Regions from separate parts of the Homo sapiens genome. Here all the other regions are linked to region 3. Evidence: read pairs that join two places in POLR2A ChIA-PET (ENCODE). Cell type or tissue: OCI-LY7. All regions are shown on one strand. Region 1 has its middle 14 kb from the start of PRSS54. Region 2 has its middle 29 kb from the start of GINS3. Region 3 holds the start of LINC02137 (long intergenic non-protein coding RNA 2137).

Evidence for each region. Peaks named below come from ENCODE experiments on the same cell type or tissue, not always from the same donor. Only the 100,000 strongest peaks of a DNase experiment are listed, where the experiment ranks them.
Region 1: POLR2A ChIA-PET joins it to region 3 with 5 read pairs; 3 of 35 experiments call an interaction of 5 or more read pairs at or near these places.
Region 2: POLR2A ChIA-PET joins it to region 3 with 5 read pairs; 3 of 35 experiments call an interaction of 5 or more read pairs at or near these places.

What each region holds. Positions count from the first base shown.
Region 1 is chr16:58,306,718-58,310,717 of GRCh38, forward strand. No RefSeq gene overlaps it. Among named protein-coding and RNA genes, the nearest start is that of PRSS54, 14 kb to the left of the region's middle. In OCI-LY7, no CTCF peak of the experiment used is centred here; no DNase peak of the experiment used is centred here.
Region 2 is chr16:58,361,401-58,365,400 of GRCh38, forward strand. No RefSeq gene overlaps it. Among named protein-coding and RNA genes, the nearest start is that of GINS3, 29 kb to the right of the region's middle. In OCI-LY7, no CTCF peak of the experiment used is centred here; no DNase peak of the experiment used is centred here.
Region 3 is chr16:58,417,420-58,421,419 of GRCh38, forward strand. LINC02137 (long intergenic non-protein coding RNA 2137) reads left to right here and starts at 3,907. Exons shown (of 4, transcript NR_187253.1): 1 at 3,907-4,000. RefSeq lists an enhancer at 449-558. In OCI-LY7, no CTCF peak of the experiment used is centred here; DNase peaks (open chromatin) are centred at 342, 1,972, 2,362, 3,832 and 3 weaker places; H3K4me3 peaks cover 3,784 bases; H3K27ac peaks cover 4,000 bases.

The DNA.
Region 1 (4,000 bases), 110 kb before region 3:
AGATTATAAGCGTGAGCTACCATGCCTGGCCAAATATACACACTTTTCATTTGTCAATTATACCTCAATAAAGCTGAGAAAAAATAAAAGGACAAAAAAGGAGATTCTAATAAATAATATAATATAATAAATTCCTCTAACGTTTCAAAAAAAAAGAAAGAAATTGACATTATTGGTGAAGGTGAAGTCTCTAGCATGGCCGAGACAGGCAGCCTTTTTCCCTTCTCCCTCCCCAAGGTCATCACTACAACAACAACACTGCTGTTTTTACACTTTTACTACAAATTACATGTATCCATAAACAACATGCTGCATTGTGTGTGTTTTTTAAATGGGCTCACACCATACATATCATTCTGCTGCTTGCTCTTTTTTTTTTCTTTTTTCTTTTTTGAGATGAAGTCTCATTCTGTCACCCAGGCTGCAGTGCAGTGGCAAATCGGCTCACTGCAACCTCTGCCTCCCAGGTTCAAGCAATTTTCCTGCCTCAGCCTCCCAAGTAGCTGGGATTACAGGTGCCTGCCACCACGCCTGGCTAATTTTTTGTATTTTTAGTTGAGATGGGGTTTCACCATGTTGGCCAGGCTGGTCTCAAACTCCTGACTTCAAGTGATTCGCCTGCCCCGGCCTCCCAAAGTGCTGGGATTACAGTTGTGAGCCACCATGCCCGGCCTACTGCTTGCTCTTTCATCATTATTTCAAGATTTAGTCCATTCATTTTCATTGCTGTCAAGTATTCTATCCCATAAACACACCTCAATTTATTGATTCATTCCCCTGCCCATGGACATTTGCATTGTTGCCAATTTCTAAAATATTAACAAATAATCCTGTAGTAAACATTGTTGTACCATTATCCATATGCAAGTGTAAAGGATGTAAACCAAAAATAAAATTCTAAGCTTGCTAACCATCTGAATGGACAGGGCATTCCAAAGTTAACCTGAAAAACTAGCTCAGGCCATGATGGGAAGAGGGAGTCAGACAGGCCTCATTATACCTTTCTGTCTTGGAATTCAGACCCAGCTGACCAGTACTGATATCAACACAGACCTTAAGACTGATAGAACAGACTCTTTAAGTCTGATAAGAAACATTTACAATCTATTCTTTCTGAAGCCTGCTATCTGGAGGCTTCATCTGCATAAAACCTTGGTCTCTACAACCCCTATTATAACCCAGACATTCCTTCCTATTGATTCCAGGTCTTTAGATAATAACTCTTTCAACCAATTGCCAATCAGAAAATCTTTGAATCTGCCTATGACCTTGAAGCTTTGAAATTATTGGTAAAGTAATATTAGGAATGTCTTAAGAATTGTCAGCATTTTTTGTTTGCATTTATTAAGCAGTTTCATACTTATCTCTGCTAAACACTACACTGTGTCAAAATTTGACATAAGGGCTAGAAAAGTATGAAACCAGCCCATGACAGAATGATTCTTTGCTTGTGTAATTTTTTTTTTTTTTTTTTTGAGAGAGAGTCTCCCTCTGCTGCCCAGGCTAGAGGGCAGTGGTGCAATCTTGGCTCACTGCAACCTTAGCCTCCCAGGTTCAAGCGTCTCCTGCCTCGGCCTACCGAGTAGCTGGGACTACAGGCACGTGCCACCACACCTGGATAATTGTTGTGTTTTTAGTAGAGACAGGGTTTTGCAATGTTGGCCAGGCTGGTCTCAAACTCCTGACCTCAGGTGACCCACCCACCTCAGGCTCCCAAAGTGCTGGGATTACAGGTGTGAGCCACTGCACCTGCCCTGCTTGTGTAATTTTTGATAAATAAGACATCTAATATCACTGGTTCAATGAAAACAACTAAATCCTATGTTATTGGTAAAATGCCCATATATTTAACCTTAAGTTTTTTACTTAGATAAACAGTGAAATTCACAGGCCATAAAGGTTGTTAAGAGAAAAATAACTTTAAATGATGACTATCACAGTTTTCATAATAATCTAGGTAAACTATTAAAAACAAAATAAGTAATCAGGTAAATGTAATAGAATAAATGCTTGTAAACAAATGTCATATAATATAGAATCTAAGGTTATATTAAAAAATATTCATTAAATTTCTGAGTAATTTCAAATTTAAAAGATTATAGGAAAACCTTTTTCTAAAAAAAGTATACTCTTGTTAAAAGGTAAATAATTTCTGTCTAATTCAAAGGTCATTTAAAGGTTATATATAAAACAAGGTGAAAAGAACCAGAAAAATAACTTTATATCTATATCTTTTTATATCTATAACTTTCTTTATAGTTTACTTTCTTTATAGGTACTTTTGGTAAGAAAGGTTAAAAGAAAAATAACTTTGTATGACAGAGAATTGTATATTGCAAATTTTTGTCTTAAAATAAAATGACTGGTTGTTTAAAAAAGAGGGATGTTGGCCAAGCACAGTGGCTCATGCCTGTAATCCTAGCACTTTGGAGGGCCGAGGCAGGCAGATCAACTGAGGTCAGAAGTTCAAGACCAGCCTGGCCAACATGGCAAAACCCCATGTCTACTAAAAATACAAAAATTAGCCAGGCTTGGTGGTGGGCACCTGTAATCCCAGCTACTCAGGAGGCTGAGGTGTGAGAATCACTTGAATGAGACATGAGAATCACTTGAACCCGGGAGGCGGAGGTTGCAATGAGCCAAGATCGCGTCACTGCATTCCAGCCTGGGTGACAGAGCCAGACTCCATCTCAAAAAAAAAAAAAAAAAAAGAAAAAGAAAGAGGGATGTTTAGGACAAACCAGAAAGCCCAAGCATGTTATGAATGATTGTGTAAGTTGTAATAAGGTTAGTAAAAAAGGAATTTTTTTTTTTTTTTTTTTTTTGAGATGGAGTCTCACTCTGTTGCCTGGGCTGGAGTGCAGTGGTGCGATCTTGGTTTACTGTAAGCTCTGCCTCCTGGGTTCATGCCATTCTCCTGCTTCAGCCTCCCGAGTAGCTGGGACTACAGGCGCCTGCCACCATGCCCAGCTAATTTTTTTGTATTTTTTTTAGTAAAGACGGGGTTTCACCGTGTTAGCCAGGATGGTCTGGATCTCCTGACCTCGTGATCCACCTGCCTTGGCCTCCCAAAGTGTTGGGATTACAGGCATGAGCCAACATGCCTAGCCAAAAAGGAATTTATTTTTAAAATGTTATGATTAAGTTGGCTATAATTAAAAGGGAAATATATGGCCAGGTGTAGTGGCTCATGCCTGTAATCCCAGCACTTTGGGAGGCTGAGGTGGGTGGATCACCTGAGGTCAGGAGTTCGAGACCAACCTGGCAAAACCTGGTGAAACTCCGTCTCTACTAAATATACAAAAATTAGCTGGGCGTGGTGGCAGGCGCCTGTAATCCCAACTACTCAGGAGGCTGAGGCAGGAGAATCACTTGAACCCTGGAGGCGGAGGTTGCAGTGAGCTGAGATCATGCCATTGTGCTCCAGCCTGAGTGACAGAGCAAGACTCCATCACAAAAAAAAAAAAATTGGGAAATATGTCTTTCTAGAAATTGGACTTTGATATCAAAAATACACCAATACAAAACTAAAGGATTGGTTAGAATAAGATTTTATTTAAAATATTGACTTATTCTTAATGCAAGAAGTTTTAAATTTTTAAATTCCATAACCTTTTTCTTTTTGAAAATTCTTCAGATTGATATCTCATAAGTTCAATTTCTGCCGTACTCCACTGCCTCAGCTCTTTCTCTCTTTTGAGAAGGCCTGGGATGGGAACTCTCTCTTTCAACTTTTGTTGGCTCCTATAATTTTTTTTTTTAAATAGTCTAATGTAAGGGAGATAATTTTGGAAACAGGCAAATGAAAAATCTTATGGGATCTGCCTTTGTATGTCTGCTATGTCTATATGCTTGTATGTGTCATGTGGAAGTAAGATTTCACTACCAAACTATAAAAAGAGCTCTAATCAGTTGGCTTAAAATAAGTGTTTATCAGACTAATAACAGCTAGCTCAGATGCCTTTTAGTTCACATGACTTTAGTAATATTTGGTAAGATT
Region 2 (4,000 bases), 56 kb before region 3:
GCTGTCCAGGAACCAGGGACTAGAGTCAAAAACCTTAGAAGTCTACCTGGTGTTCTACTGCATTGCAGCTGAGCTGGCACTCAAACTACAAGACATAGCCCTTCCCACTCTTCTCTCCCCTTTCCAAAAGCAGAGAAGCCTCATCCCATGGCCACCACTACCACAGGCCTGTGGGGGAGTACGGCCAGACTACTGCTGATGTTCCCTTAAGGCCCAAGCACTCTTCAGTCAGCTTGTGGTGAATACTGCCTGGGCTGGGACTCACCCTTCAGGGCAGTGGGCTTCTCTCTGGCCCAGTAAAGGTCCAGAAATGTCGTCCAAGAGCCAAGTCCTGGAATCAGGGACTCCAAGAACCTGCTTGGTGCTCCAACCCAGTGTGGCTGAGCTGGTACTTAAAGTGCAAGACAAAGTCCCCTTTATTTTTTCCTCTGCTTTTCTCAAGCAGAAGTATTGCCCCATAGCCACCATGGGAATGTGCTGAGTCTCACTTGAAGCCAGCAAGTCTCAAAGTCTTACCCAAGGCCCTTGACATAGTATGTGGGTATCACAGTGGTTACTCAAGTCCCAAGGGCTCTTCAGTTAGCAGGTGATGAATGCTGCCATGACTGGGTCCTTCCCTTCAAGACAGTGGGTTCCCTTTTGGCCCAGGGTATATCTTGAAATATCATCTGGAAGCTAGGCCCTGGAATTGGGGCCTCCCAACTCTGGTGCCCTATCCTCTCATGGCTGAGCTGGTATCCAAGATAGATGCAAGAGAAAATCCTCCCCGCTCTTCCCTCTCCTCTCCTCAGGCAGAAGGGAGGATCTCTTTTGGAGAGCTGTGTAGCCTGGGGCTAGGGGAAAGGTGGTGCCAGCACCCCCTTAGCTGCCCCAGCTGGTGTGTCAGTAGGTTGTGTGCCCCCCTCCTGTACCCAGTCTACTGGTTGTGGGCCAAGTTTAGCACTAGGACTACCTAAAAGTTGCAGTTCTTGTGGCCTAGACTGCCTTTCAACTTTATTTAGAGCTCTTGAGTACTTTAGCCCACAGTGGTGAGGTTTGTAGGAACTCAAGTTCTGACCACTGGGATCAGCTATTCCCTTCTGGCTAGGGCTGGTTTAAATGCTCCCTCCCTGGGTGGGCATCAGCCGAGTTTGGTCTGGCTTTCCTTTCTGCCATAACAGGACAGCACTGAGTTTAGTGCCTTACAATTGCTGTGCTGTCCCTCCCCCAGCACATAGTAACACTGACCACACCACATTGCTGCTACTACCAGGAGTTAAGGAGAGGTGGTGTCAGAGATTTAAGACTATTTTTTTTCTACCTCTTCAGTGCCTCACTCAGTGACACAAAGTTAAAATCAGGTACCATGAGCACTCATCTGATTTTGGTTCTTATGAAGGTTTTTTTTTTTTTGTTTCTTGTATATAGGTAGTTGTTAAATTGATGTCCTTGTGGGAAGGACGATCAGTGGAGCCTTCTATTTCACCATCTTGCTCCATCTCTGCCTCTCTTAGCACTTTGAATATATCATTCCAGTCTCTCCTGGCCTGTAAGGTTTCTGCTGAGAAATCAACTGTTAGTGTAATAGGAATTTCCTTTATATGTGATGTGATGCTTTTCTCTTGCTGTTTTTTGAAATCTCGTTTTGTCTTTGACGTTTGACAGTTTGACAATAATATGTCTTGGAGAAACCCTTTTTGGGTTGTATCTATTTGGTGATCTTTAAGCTTCCTATATCTAGATGTCTATATGTCTTGCAAGACTTGGGAAATTTTCAGCTTTTATTTAGTTAAATAGGCTTTCTATGACTTTGCCTATCTTTTCTTCCTGTGGAATTCCTAAAAATTAAATATTTGGTCACATTGTGGTGTGCCATGTATCATGTAGGCTTTTTTCATTGTTTTTTATTCTTATTTATTTATTTCTTTTTGCTTGGTTGGGTTATTTCAAAAGGGCTGTCTTTGAAATCAGAAAGTCTTATGTTTGATCTTGTCTATTGTTGAAGTTTTACAATTGTATTTTTTAAATTATTCAATAAATTCTTCAGCCCAGCATTTCTGTTGTCTCTTTTTTTAAATTACATCTATCTCTTTTTTGAATTTCTAATTCAGATCATAAATTGTTTTTCTGATTTCTTTGCATTGTTTATCTGTGTCCTCTCATATCTCACTGAGTTTCTTTAATATCATTATCTTGAATTCTTTTTCAGGCACTTCATAAACTTCCTTTTTTGAGGGATCCATTACTGGAGAGTTATTGCTTTCCTTTGCAGTGGTCATGTTTTCTTGCCTTTTCATGTTTCTTATGTCCTTATGTTGATGTCTATGCATCTGGTGTAATAGCTGTTTCATCCAATTTTATGAATTGGCTGTCATAGGAAGACTTTTTCCTATAGATTTAACTATAGCATTGGTTGGGTAGAGTGCTTTGGCTGTGATTCTGGGTGGACACAGTGGTATAGTTGCCATGTGGTTTTGTAAACTATAATCAGCATCAGTGGTGTCTGTGAGTTCTTCAGTGGCTTAGACCATGGTTGTTAGTAGAGGCTGTGGTGAGACTTTGCTAGGAATAGAAACAGTCAGCAGGCCAGTTCTCAGGTGCCAGTTGTGGTGGTGGTGGGTAAGGGTGGGCCTGTCCTCAGGCCCCTAGATGGCATGCACAGATACCTGTGGAGTGGGCAGGGTGGGTCGATCCACAAGCTGCCAGACAACATGTGTGGATGCCAGTGGCAGGTGGAACATACCTGTCTTCAGGTTCCCTGATGGTGTGTGCATACGCCGGTAGTGGTGGGTGGAGCAGATCTATCCCCAGGCCTCAGACAATGCACACTAGTACCAGCAGCAACAGGTGGGGTGGGCTTCTTCTCAGGACCCTGGATGTTGCACATCAGCAGTGGCAGGTGGCAGGGGTCAATCCCTGCATGGATGCTGGTGGCAGGAGGGGCATGCTGTCTTTAGGTCTCCCCAGTGATGCACAGGGGCACTGGTGGCATCCAGTGGACAATGTGCACAGGCCCCCAGTGGTGAGCAGGTGGGGCGGATTCCACATACACTTTTTTTTTTTTTTTTTGAGATGGAGTCTTCTTGTGTTGCCCAGGCTGGAGTGCAGTGGCACAATCTCGGCTCACTGCAAACTCCGCCTCCCAGGTTCAAGCGATTCTTCTGCCTCAGCCTCCCGAGTAGCTGGTATACAGGCGCACACCACCACACCTGGCTAATTTTTATGTTTTTGGTAGAGACAGGGTTTCACCATGTTGGCCAGGCTGGTCTGGCAACTCCTAACCTCAAGTGATCTGCCTGCCTCAGCCTCCCAAAGTGCTGGGATTACAGGCATGAGCCACCACGCTTGGCCCACATGCACTTTTTGGAAAACAAAAATGGAATTTTGATATACATCTTTGTCTTCAACTTGTGTTTTTGTTGTTGGTTTTTTTTTTTTTTTTTTTTTTTTGAGATGGAGTCTCCCTCTATTGCCCAGGCTGGAGTGCAGTGACACAATCTCAGCTCACTGCAACCTCTGCCTCCTGGGTTCAAGCAATTCTCCTCCCTCAGCCTCCTGAGTAGCTGGGACTACAGGTGCATGCCATCACAGCTGGCTAGTTTTTTTGTATTTTTAGTAGAGATGGGGTTTCACCATATTGGCCAGGCTGGTCTCAAACTCCTGACCTCATGATCCGCCCACCTCAGCCTCCCAAAGTGCTGGGATTACAGGCATGAGCCACCACGCCCGGCCAACTTGTGTTTTTTTACTTAAGAGTATACCAATCACTTTAGCTGTTCAGGCCAGTGTATATAAATTTACCTTGTTCTTTAAATTAATGCATAACTGAGAAAAAGGATTTGGGGAGGCAGTGTCTAGGATGAAGAACAGGACCTCTTTTGATGTTTTTCCAGATATATAAGTGAAAATTGAAAGTATTTTTAATTACCTTTGGTCATTGGGGTATAGTTCTTTGAATGCCACATCAAGCTCAGATGGGCATTGGGCACCCTAAGATTTATTCAGATTACATTAGAAAGAT
Region 3 (4,000 bases):
CCGGTCCTCCCAACACCGTTTCTATAGGACTCGCCATCCCCTCTTCCAACCGCACTATCAGGCGTCTCTCGCTTCAGTCCTGGTCCTCCCAACGCCATTTCTATAGGACTCGCTATCCCTTCTAAGTGTCTCCTTTGGCAAAATTGGCCCAACCTATGCCTATGTCATATCACCATTATCTGCAGTAAAAACAGGACTCCTCCTTCTGTTTCAAAAGACTGCTCATGTCATTGACAACCCGTGCTCATTCTCGAGATTGCAAGCTGCTATTTTTGAAAAGTTATTTTGCATGACATTTTGCCTCAGGGGCCCTTGGTCTGTTTAATCTGGGTATCTCAGTTGGCAGAACACTGTGTGGCTCTCCGGATTGATTACATGTGTCTAATCTGCAGCTCTGGCTGTTGCAAAAACTCCCTTGCCTCCTTCTCTCTGCCTCACCCCCAACTGCCTTGCTCAAAACAGGTGATGGGTGGCTCATGGTTGGTCCGGAGGAAGGGGGAATCCGAGAAAGCAGAGGCTACACAGTTCAAACAGTCCCCTGCAGGGCAGGCTTGGCTGTTTTCTGGCTTCTTCTGCTGGGAATTTCACTGACAGCAGAAATTAATCCCACTTATTCACTCATTCATTCGCCCCTCCAGTGAGGGTCTGAAGTCAGGAGTGGAATGGTCATCCCTCACTGCCCTGTGGAGTTTACACTGTAAAGGGCAAGGCGGACTATAAACGGGATTACAATAAGATCTGTGAGGTGAATTAAAGGGCATGTGTAAATAAAGACAGAGTCTCGCTCTGTCACTCAGGCTTGAGTGCAGTGGCACAACCCTAGCTCACTGCAGCTTTGAACTCCTGGGCTCAAGCGATCTCCACGCCTCAACCTCCCAAGTAGCTAGTACTACAAGTGTGTGCCACCACATCTGGCTAATTTTTCTTGTTCTTAATTTTTATAGAGACGGAGTTCTCACTATGTTGCCCAGGCTGGTCTAGAACTCCTGGCTTCAAGCAATCATCCCACCTCAGCCTCCCAAAGATTGGGATTACAGGTGTGAGCCACTTTGCCCGGCTTTCAGGGACCTTCTTTAGTGAGTCCAAAGAGGGGCTCTCTGAGGAAAGATGCAGAGCTGGCTGGGTGAAGAGCCCAGAGGAGGTCATCATTCCAAGCAGTGAGAGGAGGTGAGAAGTGTGTGGCTTGGTTGGCCTGCTTTAAGAAACAAAAGCAGGCCTGGGTGGCAGAGGTGTGGATGAGAGTGACAGGAGATGAGGGAGTGGGGAGGAGGCAGAGAGCAGATCTTTTGAGGCATGAATATGATAGAGCTGGCCGTAGGGGTGGAGCTGACAGTCAGGGAGTGGGAGGACATTATTAGATCATCACAAGTGTGAGCCCAGGACGGGCCATACACATTGCCTTGAGAGCCTTTGGCAGGGCCACCTTCCAAGTCAGGCTGTGTGTGACTGGAGGGCCTCCGGGGAAGGTAACTTTTAAGCAAAAGTCCATAACAGGAACTGGCTGCAGTGACTCATGCCTGTAATCCCCCTGCACTTTGGGAGGCCAAGATGGATCACTTGAGGTCAGGAATTCGAGACCAGCCTTGCCAACATGGCAAACCCCGTCTCCACTAAAAATACAAAAAATAGCCAGGCATGGTGGTGTGGCCTGTAGTCCCAGCTACTCAGAAGGCTGAGGCAGGAGACTCACTTAAACCCGGGAGGTGGAGTTTGCAGCGAGCCCAGATCATGCCACTGCACTCCAGCCTGGGTGACAGACCAAGACTCCGTCTCAAAAAAAATAAATAAATAAACCCACCACAGTGGTTCTCAAAGGTGTGGTCCCCAGGCCAGCTGCATCAGCACCACCTGTGAATTTGCTAGAACTACAGATTCCAGCGCCCACCCCAGACCTACTGAGTCCTCCAGAGCACAGAGCACGGAGCCTAACACGTGCTGAATTCATGGCCTCCGAATTGCAAGCTGTCAAGTTCCAGAGTGTGCTGACGTGTTAAGATGCACAGAGTCGTGTCATGGGGACACACCCTAGCCAGCAGGTTGTGCCCACCCCGGCGTGGAATGAGGACAGAGCCCAGCTTGGGTGGGTTTAGCTGATTTTAAGGTGCCAGGGTAGAAACAGAAATGCGTCTGCACAGCTGTGCTGGGTGAAATTTCACACTTGGCAAGGTGTGAACAGAATTAACATTTGCTGGAACAGGTTGGAAGCCTTTAGACTGTGAGTTACAAAATCAGGCAAAGAAAGAAAAAAAAAGGAAGGGGGAAAATTAGGTGATCTTCAACCTCATTAACTCAAGCCCAGCTGCAGAGGATGTTACCAAATTATCCACTAAGAAAACCCACCTGGGGCTGAGAATAAGCCTGAGACTTCAGGCCCCAGGGGTCCTTTTGAAAAGAAAGTTCTCCGCCTGAGAACAGTTGCTCTCACGAAAGCGCCTCCTCCACAGCCCCTGCAGAGCATCAGGCCTCGACACTTTAATTGCTCCGATAGAAACAAGCTAATGGGGTTTTAATAAAAATAGAACCCAAATAGGCGTTGATCCCCTATTTTTTGCAACCAGAGGCACTGCCACAGTTTCAGTGCCATCGGTGCTAGCTAGGGGGGTCTCCATGCCATGAGACCCTGGTGAGAATTAAATAAGGAAAACAAGCTTATGGATTCGATATTTTGAGAGCTTCAACAAAAACCAGAACTCTGTCAACAACAGCCTGGTTTATCCTAGGTCCAGGGAAAAACAGGTCAAGACACATGCCCCAAATCACTAAAGGCAATAAAAGCTTGGTAGGGGTAGGGGTGCCCGCGGTCCTGCTCCCCAGCACTGGAGTGAGCAGGACACTGGCTGCCCCTCAAGATAATTTGAATCTTCAAAAAGTAAGTAAGATGTCCGTTTTTTTGGCCAGGTGTGGTGGCTCACGCCTGTAATCCCAGCACTTTGGGAGATGGAGGAGGGTGGATCACCTGAGGTCAGGAGTTCAAGACCAGCCTGGCCAACATGGCATAATCCTATCTCTACTAAAAATACAAAAATCAGGTGGGCATGGTGGCTCACACCTGTAATCTCAACTACTCAGGAGGCTGAGGCATGAGAATGGCTTGAACCCAGGAGGCAGAGGTTGCAGTGAGCCGAGATTGCGCCACTGCACTCCAGCCTGGGCGACAGAGCAAGACGCTGTCTCAAAAAAAAGTCCGTTTTTAGTGCATCTGTAGTTTCAGGTAGGATCATTTAGTAATTAGGGGTCCAGGCTCTGGGCTGGGAGCCCCCAAGTTCAAACCCCAGCTTTGCCATTTTGGAGCCACGTGACGTGGGAGTACGGTGCTTAGCTCAGTGCCCCACTTTCCTCATCTGTAAAACGGGAACCATGATTATACTCACCTGGTAGGATTTTGAGGTGCACTAAATGGGTTCTATGTAAAATGCTTAAAGCAGTGTCCTGCACGTGGTAAGCCCTTGAGTAATGCTGGCTAGTGGGGGAGATCGGGAATAAACAAGTAACAATGAGGATTTCAGACAGGGATAGAACCATGAAGAAGACAAGCAGGCTGAGGTGGTAAATAATGGGGGCAAGAGGGGTGGCTGCACTGTAAGAAGGGCCCTCTGGGTAGTCTGTGGAGCCACCGGACACACAGAGGCCTGGAGCATCCAGGCAGGGGAGCCAGGAAGCCAAATCTTTAAATGGGGAACAGTGTAGGCATTCCAGGCTGGAGAAGGATGGTGATATAGTTTGACGATGTCTCCACCCAAGTCTCATCTTGAATTGTAGTTCCCATAATCCCCACGTGTGGTGGGAGGGGCCCCGTGGGAAGTAATTTAATCATGGGGGCGGTTTTCACCGTGCTGTTCTCGTGATAGTGAGTGAGTTCTCACAGATCTGATAGTTTTATAAGGGGCTTTCCCCCTTTTGCTTGGCACTTCTCTTTCCTGCTGCCATGTGAAGAAGGATGTATTTGCTTCTCCTTCTGCCATGATCGTAAGTTTCCTGAGGCCTCCCCAGCCATGTTGAA